3 separate regions of the Homo sapiens genome follow, and regions 2 and 3 are each linked to region 1. A link is a contact called in ENCODE Hi-C or POLR2A ChIA-PET data. All regions are on one chromosome and are shown on one strand. Each heading gives the region's core, a stretch centred on a gene start or an enhancer-like site at or near the end of the contact. The rest is flanking DNA. Distances are from core to core; before and after follow the strand shown.

What was found. A loop is a pair of places that touch in the nucleus more often than their neighbours do. ChIA-PET counts read pairs that join two places held with the same protein, here RNA polymerase II (POLR2A). Pooled maps may share reads with other maps.
Region 2: a loop to region 1 is called in a map with no recorded cell type, with 9 times the contacts of the local background. The contact joins two enhancer-like sites. A Hi-C loop is called at or near these places in 4 of 37 single-sample maps with no recorded cell type and 4 of 50 pooled maps. POLR2A ChIA-PET finds 5 or more read pairs at or near these places in 1 of 52 experiments (OCI-LY7).
Region 3: a loop to region 1 is called in a map of GM12878, with 2.9 times the contacts of the local background. The contact joins two enhancer-like sites. A Hi-C loop is called at or near these places in 1 of 168 maps with a recorded cell type or tissue (GM12878), 17 of 37 single-sample maps with no recorded cell type and 6 of 50 pooled maps. POLR2A ChIA-PET finds 5 or more read pairs at or near these places in 1 of 52 experiments (PC-3).

Annotation. Positions count from the first base shown.
Region 1 is chr15:39,553,110-39,555,809 of GRCh38, forward strand. No RefSeq gene overlaps it. Among named protein-coding and RNA genes, the nearest start is that of THBS1, 27 kb to the right of the region's middle. Within about 2 kb of position 1,447, at least 2 of the 41 ENCODE cell types and tissues checked have a DNase peak (open chromatin) inside an H3K27ac peak, as active enhancers do.
Region 2 is chr15:39,623,558-39,626,257 of GRCh38, forward strand. The region is part of intron 10 of FSIP1 (fibrous sheath interacting protein 1); the gene reads right to left. Among named protein-coding and RNA genes, the nearest start is that of THBS1-IT1, 39 kb to the left of the region's middle. RefSeq lists an enhancer at 219-308. Within about 2 kb of position 1,379, at least 19 of the 41 ENCODE cell types and tissues checked have a DNase peak (open chromatin) inside an H3K27ac peak, as active enhancers do.
Region 3 is chr15:39,429,029-39,431,846 of GRCh38, forward strand. No RefSeq gene overlaps it. Among named protein-coding and RNA genes, the nearest start is that of THBS1, 150 kb to the right of the region's middle. Within about 2 kb of position 1,488, at least 5 of the 41 ENCODE cell types and tissues checked have a DNase peak (open chromatin) inside an H3K27ac peak, as active enhancers do.

The DNA.
Region 1 (2,700 bases), core at 197-2,696:
GAGGTTCCTGGAGCAATGTGAAGAAATCCAGGGGATCGCCTGGGCAGGACCCAGGCCTCTAGGCAAAATGTGTGGAACAAGCCATCGGTTTTATAATCCTCCTAAGAAAGATCATGAAAAGCAAAGTGCATTCTTAATTATTTCAAAGAGCTCTGGATTCTATATAATCTGTCCTGGAAATAATGAAGAGAAGAAAGACAAAACTTGGCTTTATTTACAGAGGTGACGTTACAGGGATTCACCATCTATTATTACCTGGCAATACCTTAGGGCTGGCCTCCACCACTGCTTTTTATGAAGAGTAAAGTACACGTGAAGTCTGTTGTTCAAGGCCCTGACCCACATCCAACCTGGACTCCCACCACTCTCTCTCAGGCATTCTGGGCTAAGCTGTAACTCAGCCGTGTCTTCCCTACACTAGCGACAGTCTTCTGCTTCATCCTGCCCTTCTCTCCACCTACCAAGCCCTCCTTTCATGTCTTCCCATCAACCTTCTCCATATAGCCAAGCCCCTGCTCAAATGGACCCTCTCCATCAGGGAGAGGTAACAGAAGCTAGAACCCAGGCTCAGGGTCCATAGACCAGGCCCCAGGGCCTACTGGGGCCAGTCAGTATGGTGGTCTCGATACCACAGACCTGGGACTCAGTCCATAATGTGGCTATCAACCAGGGTGCCCTTAGAATTAACTCAGGAGCTTTTAGAAACATATAAATGCTCATATCCCCACCCCAAACCTTCTAAATCAATATTCCATAGGGGATAAGAAAGGTATCTGGGTATCTGAATTTTTTAAAGACTCCACCCTGGATTCTAATGCACGGCCTCAGCTGAAAACCATGGCTCACAGATAGGAACTCCTCTATAAAAAGGAAACTAGATACTATGCCATGACTTCATAGACTCTACAAATAGAGCTGATGGAAAATAATACAAAAAACAGTAATTGGACAACCTGAACATTTACAAATCAAAGGGGCCAGGTGATAAGTAGTTTGGGGTGTTCAAAGATCTGAGTAAGAAACCAGTGAAAAGTTTCATTATTTCTCACAACTTACTGGGAAGCAGATGGGTGGAGGGGAGTGGAAACTGAAAATGTCTGGACATTTGTTCTGAAACTAACCAGCACCTGTAAATCTGTAATTAGCAAAGTAAGGATAGTTGTGGCTAAAAATATAGTTTGTAAATGTATCAAGGACAGTGGAATGTCTCAAGCAATAAGCAAAACGGCTTTCTTAAGGACAAAAAAATCCAAAACAACATGATATCTTGTTTTGGAAAGGGTAACCATATGAGAAGACAAAAGAAACACAGCAGCTGCTGTGTTTGGGGCTTGAGTTGCAGCATTTCATACAACAGCTCATGAAATTTTAATTGCTGACATTTAAAGGTTCAAATTGGCAGGGAGAGCAAGTCACATGGGTTGAACACTAACAAAAGATTACGAAGGAAAGGTGAGGCTCTGTGGCACATCTCCAGCAAGAAGAGGTGCTTAGCAGGGTGCCCTGGGGTCAGTGCTTGCTCACTCCAGATTGGATTCTGCATTCTAATTAACAATGTGGAAGAGAGAACAAAAGACCCCTGAAAGATACCAGAAGAAGACTTGCAAAGGGGGATGAGGGCAACCCCCAGAGAGAAGAGCAAAATGAGACAGGTGAGCCCACAAGGCTTAATCTATAGGAAAAAACAGCAGACAGCTGAGACTACTTACAAAAAGGCAAACTAGCTCATTGGAGGAAAATTCACTAGAACCCCTTATATTTTAGAAACAAAAGGACACAGACCACAAAAATGTCTCAACTATCAACATGGGTAAGAGTGTCCAGCACCCTGGAGAGGAGGTCAGGCTGTACAGGAGGCAGCCAACCCACCTTCAGATCAGGATCAGCAGAGGCATTGCCAAGACAAAGTACATTCAGAATACTAATTAATATCTATCAATGGTTTCTCTCTAGAAAAAAAAATGAAATGCCACAGGGAATGTCTATTAACCAAATAATCCACTTGAAGATCTTTTTGCCCAACTGCTGTCATAATTTGGTTTCTCTTTCTAATTTCAGGTTAAGTTCACACTACTGTCATAATTTGATCAGCATGTGCAAACAGCCAAAACCAGAAACACATCCATACCTCTACAGCAGCCTAATCTAAGAAGAAAAAGGAGAGGTTGGGTTGGTGGTCAAAGGGAGAAAGGAATTTTCATTCCCTGTATCTGCCCCTGGGCTAATAACAGCCACCATGAGCTGAGTGCCTGGTAAGAGTCAAGCCCTGTATGAGGCACATCATTCGTATTGCTCACTTTAACTGCAATGGCAGAGTTGTGAGGCAGTTATTAGACTTATGACTTGGAGAAACTGAGCAACTTCCATACACATCTAGCAAATGCAATTGTCTGGATTTGAACTTGTGTCCCTCGGACTTCTCAATCTATGCTCTTTCCCTGCATTGTTCAGTCAGCCCCTGTTCTCTTTAAGAGGGTTTTCTCCCCAGTTCCCCCAGCTCCCCACTGCCCTCTATTCTGCCTCTGTGCCTGAGAGGCCTTGAGAGCCTTGAGAGCATCACTGGACAGCCCTGGCATACAGACCCTTTCACTGGGGCCCGGCCAATAAGCAAGCTTTTCTTTTACACAGAAATGTTTGTGGCAGTCTCCACCAATCTCACTGTCCCACTAGCTCCCTGTGGAGTCAGGAAGGGCAAAGATC
Region 2 (2,700 bases), core at 129-2,628, 70 kb after region 1:
GACGAAGATATAAGTTTATAGCTCTCTATTGCAACCACTACTGGCAACACCTCCGTAGTAGTCTATTTTAGTCAAGGTTTTTTGGCTATAAGGAACAGAAACCCTTATGTCAAAAAAAGAGGTGGTAGGGTTGAGGTTTGCTGTAAGATCAAAGAAGTCATTTCATGGACAACGACAAGCAGGAAATAAGAGTATAGACTGGCCTTTCAGAGTCTAGAGCTGAGAAACCACCAGGCACCAGTCATGTGCCCCATCTGTCTTTCTGGGTCCATGTCATCTCTTCACTCACTGCCTGCCTGATGCATCCTCTTCTCTGCAAACCAGCTTTCTCTGCTTATTGATGGTTTCTGCTTTCTCACAACCTCAGCTTGCCTATGTAGCATGAACTGACTCTGTAAGAGTATCACACCCACCAACAACTGACTATGTCCTTTAGCTCTCTATATTCTTTTGCTTAAATTTTCAAGCAAGATAACCTGGTTGGTCACTGGCCAGGTTGATGGACTGCCTGTGTCAGGTTCAAGTGTCCACCACTGGTCCAAACATCTGAACTGAGGGTCACATGGTAGAAACACAACCATCCAAGCCCAAGGTTTTGGCAGGGCTGTGGGTAAGGTGATTTCCCAAACAAGAAGGTATCAACAGAACAGGGATTCAAAAATATCATATTTTTGAACTATAATTACTATGAAGTACGTAACCATCAGAAGGAACCTGCCACTTAATTTAGTTCTATAGTCAACTACAAGATTAATGATGGAAGTGTTTCCAAACTTCACTGATCTCATTAAATCTGGGTACTCACTGAAGAGTTATTTGAGATATAAATGTAGAACTAGTTGTCAGAAAATACCTACCTGTGCATAGAAAAATAAAGGCACTCCAGTTAGGCTACAGAACAGCACTATCGAGTCTGAATGCTCACAATAGGCTCACATCACTTGCTATAGCTCTTTTGGATTAAACACATCTAAAAATCAAGGGGGAAAAATAATTGGTGTTCATTTTAATGTCTGTATCAATGGCGCTAAGGATTCATAGGAGAAAAGGGCTTGTTCTTCCTTCCTCTCCTAGCTCCTTCCCTCCCTTTTCCATTCTCCCACCTTCCTCTCTTACACTGAGGCTACCCCAATCATATAAAGGCAAGTCCGGCAGGTAGACTGCTCTTAAGAAGCCAAACCAAGGACAAAGGGTCCTGGGGGCCAGGGACAATCTGGCATATTTTTCACCAGAATAGTCAGAGGCTGTCTGGCCAGAAGAGAATCTGAACTCTAGTCAAAAAGGAAGCAAATATCATTGCCAGAGAAACTATGTAAACCACCATCAAGAGTGAGGGTTGAGGCAAGGCTGTAAACAGGAAAGTGAGTCAGCTCCCAGGTCAGCAGCCAGGAGGCTCAGTGGACAGAATAATACTGAGTGTGAAGTAGGTCACGGCAAACAGCTCTGAAGCGAGGTCATGAACGTTGTGGTGGTGTGGGAAGCCCTTTTTATGTGGGGCCTGGCATGGCAAAGTCACCGTGCAGAATCAGACCCCACCCATGCCTAGGCTACCCATCTTCCCCAAACAGCCGGGTGAGGCAGGGCTTGCCTTATGGGTTTGCCTGGTGAGAGGCTGCTGTGGCCCTGGGCATTCTGTGATGGCTCGTCTCCCGTGGCCCAGGTGCCCGGGCTGGCTCCATGGCTTCAAGGATCCAAGCTTTCTGTTTCTATGTACCAGAATGAGAGAGGTGGGCTGCCAGCGGGACCCCAGTGTGTAAGTTAGGGATGAGCATGGATCGAGGGAGCTAGAAGCAGGAGGTAGGATTCTCAAGTCCTACTATTTGAAAAAGGGCTAGAAACATGGCTTGCCGGGGACATAAGCAGAAAAGTGTGGAGGTGCTCGGCAGGAGAGCCAGACTGTGCTTTCTAACAGGGTGACTTTGCTTTCTAACAGGGTGACTGGTGAAAATGGACTCTTATGTTTTCATTTTGTGGGACAATTACCATTTGAGGATTGCCAACAGTAGCTGTTTTCTAGCAGTAGAGACAGCAAGTCCACTTGGATCAGATGCCCTTTGTTCTGAGCAAGTCGCCGGAATGGCCCTGTTATCACATGTCTATCACTTCCTTTCCCGAAACAAGTCTGGGGCCCAGCTCTACAGCTGGAGGGGGCCTGGCACCTCTGCCCCAAACTCCCAGCTAAAAAAGCCTGGCCAGGAGATGAGGTGCACAGATTTGCATAAAGAGCCTAAAAAGGGGCCCCTGATTGAGTAGTTCTCATGCTCCGAGGGAACTGGAACCTACTCCACCCCCTACTCCGGGAAGTAGATCCAGTTTGTTACTTTAGAGCAGCTAGCTCCCACTGCTTGGCAAGACTGTTTATTGGCTATTATTAGTTATGAGTATCATTTGCATGGGTGAAGGCCTTCTGTACTCTCAGTTTGATGATGCCTATTTTTACTGTGTAGAGATAAGTTGGGTCAAGGAAGGTTGTGATGGGGTCAGTAGTCAAGGAGGCCATTAGCTATTTAAATACCTTAACCTCCAATGGATCCAGATTAAACCTCACCCTCTTGCAGGAAATCAGCTGATAGATGAGTCACATTGGAGAAATCTGGTATAAATGAAACCTAAAGAACTTATGTATGCCCACAGGAGTCTCTAGAACTTTAAATACTTTGCTTGATATCATCTAAACTTCACAATTGAAGAGAAGGTATC
Region 3 (2,818 bases), core at 238-2,737, 120 kb before region 1:
CGTAAGGACGCCACGGTGAATCATAGTGGACACCCTGCATTGGTTGGGTTATTATTTATCCTAGAAGCTTGGGTTCTTGGAGCCCTAGCTTATTTAAGCAACAAAGTCCCTCACAGCCCACAGGTGAGGAAGTGAGTGTAACAAAGAGATCATTGGACCTAAAATCAAAACACCTGTCAAATCCCGGTTCTGCCACTTACTAGTTATGATCTTGAGCCAGAGACTTAATTTCTTTGAGCCTCAGATTCCTTTCTGTAAAATAAACAGTTGTGTGACTTACCTTACAAGGATCATTGTAAAAGGAAAGAAGACCTATGTAAGATTCTGTGTTGAAAGAGCTCAGTACATAATCATGTATTTTAAAAATTAGATGTGGCTTTAATTTTTAAATTTTTCTCATTAAATTTGACAGCAAATTATGTTACTTGGCTATGAATTTAAACCTTGCTTACGTCTCTTATTTCTGGGAAAAAACAAAAAACACCTGCAAGGTTATCCCACTGCTGATTCCTGAGGGGAGGTCCCTCAAGGGCACATAAGGTGACAACTCCTCCAGCATGGACAACAGCCACCCAGAGATGCCAGGGAAGAATAGAGGGAACTCTCTTCTTTTTCCAACTTTCCACGTAATTTGTAATTGTTGTTTAAACTCTCAATCCTCCTGGTGATATGATAGGCTCAACTTTCCAAGATACTGAAGTTGAAAGAGTTTAAAAAAAAAAAAAAAAAAGGTATAACCAGGAAAGTTAGCTTTAATAATCTCCATTCCAGACATTTTAACCCACTTGAAAGGGGTAATACTTACCCCCCAAAACCTAAAGGGTGACTGTTTTGAGCATGAGGTGTGGGGAATAGAGATTAGCGTGAGAGGGAGGAAAGTGTTAAAATAGAAAGAGGCAGAGAGGAAATGAAATAACCTTCCTACCTCTTATCCTTGAGTGCTTTCAAGAGCCTGTCTGGGGCCAGGAGCCCCAGGAAACACCAAGGCTGTTTCTTGCCTTCACCTTTGGGCTGTTTTTTACTGCCATTCATTAAGAAAATCTTTTCCATCAGCCTTATCATCCTTTTCTTGGCTCTTGGTCAGGTTGAGTCAGACGTGGAACATTTACTTTCACAAAGACTAACCAATCTTTTGTCTAGACGCAGATGTCTTCCACCAAAGCTTGTTGATCAGGGTCATGAAAGAGGCTGGTAAACACGTAGGCCCTTTTGTGTAACTGAACACTGTGGGGGGAAGACTGAGGACAGAGGAAATGGAGAAAATGGGGGGAGCTAGGAATTTGTTGATAGCATATAAAAGTGGGCAACTGAAAGCACTGTGAACTCTCTTTGTTTGAAAAGTGTAAGGGGACTAGTTTGTAGTATCCCTAAAAAGGTTTGCAGATCAAGAGTGGAACTGGGTTTCAAAGGCCCCAGGGCCTTTTCTTGTCCTGTTGCCTCTGCCTGGACCATTTTCTGTCCTTCCTCTCTACTTCCTCTTCCCGGGCCAACTTTTATTCCCTCTCCCAGTCTTTTGCTAACAGCCACTTCCTCAGGAAAGCTTTCCCCAGCCCCTGCGGCTAGGGCAGGTTGCCCCATTACCCACTCTCATCACACCCTGCACTTTGCCAGTGCAGCTGTCTTCAGTACTATAATTAAATGATGATGTGTGCACAGCTATTTGGACAATGACTACCCATATTCATTAGTCGTTGGGCATTTTGTAAATTATCTTATAATTGAGCTAATTGTAATCTTTAAGCAGTAATATTACACAACAAAAACGTGTATAATTATTATTAAACTAATAATGTTGTCTCTCTGGCTAGATATTAACCTCCTTGAGGGCAGGGACTGCTTGGACCTGTATGTAATGGGGTGCCCAGTGCCTGATACTGTGCCTAACACATAGGTGGAGGTCAAAATATATGTTGAATAAATCAATGTATGAGTTTGTCCATGAGGGCAATAAAGGGGAAAACGTAAGGGGAAAAGCATCCAGAGAATAGTTCCCACTGGTTTAGGCTAGACAAGCAATGTACCAATGTTTTGGTTGCCCCAGAGTCCCTAGTACGGAGCTATTTCCTACATCATTCACCATCCTGAGCACAGAGACCTTCTGAAGTCTTATTCCATTGTTGCCTTTAACAGCAAAGAAAAAAGAAACTTGGAAGCCAGCTCCCTGGATGTACTGTATATCTTTTGAAAACAAAAAGTGGTCTTTGGTCATTTCAGAGAAATTTTAAATTCATGGTAATATGAAAAAGAACTCATTGTTTAAGAAAAATATTTTGGCCAGGCACAGTGGCTCATGCCTGTAATTCCAGCACTTTGGGAGGCCAAGGCATGAGGAACATTTGAGACCAGGGGTTCAACACTAGCCTGGGCAACATAGTGAGACCCCCACTTCTACAAAAAAGAAAAAGAAAAAGAAAATTATCCAGACATGGTGGTACATGCCTGAGGATAGCTTGAGCCCAGGAGGTTGAGGCTGCAGTGAGTTGAGGAAAATAAACGTCTCATTTCTCATTCCAAAACCACAGGGACACTTTACTACAAAAGTATGATTGCACCACTGCACTCCAGCCTGGGCCACAGGAAAAAAAAAAAAAAAAGAAAGAAAAAGAATATTTTCAAGGAGTGAATTAGACTATAGTTTTGGAAGTCTGATTCATCCTTCATGTAGTGTATGTTATGTTGCATTAGCCATCTTTCCATGAAGTTCCATCACTAGATAAATGAAATTGAGCATGTCTCTGCATAGGTTTGGTCCTTCAGAGGTATTGTTGATTCTACAAAAGCAGAGACAGTCTCATGCCTATCTTTTGTAAATCCAGGA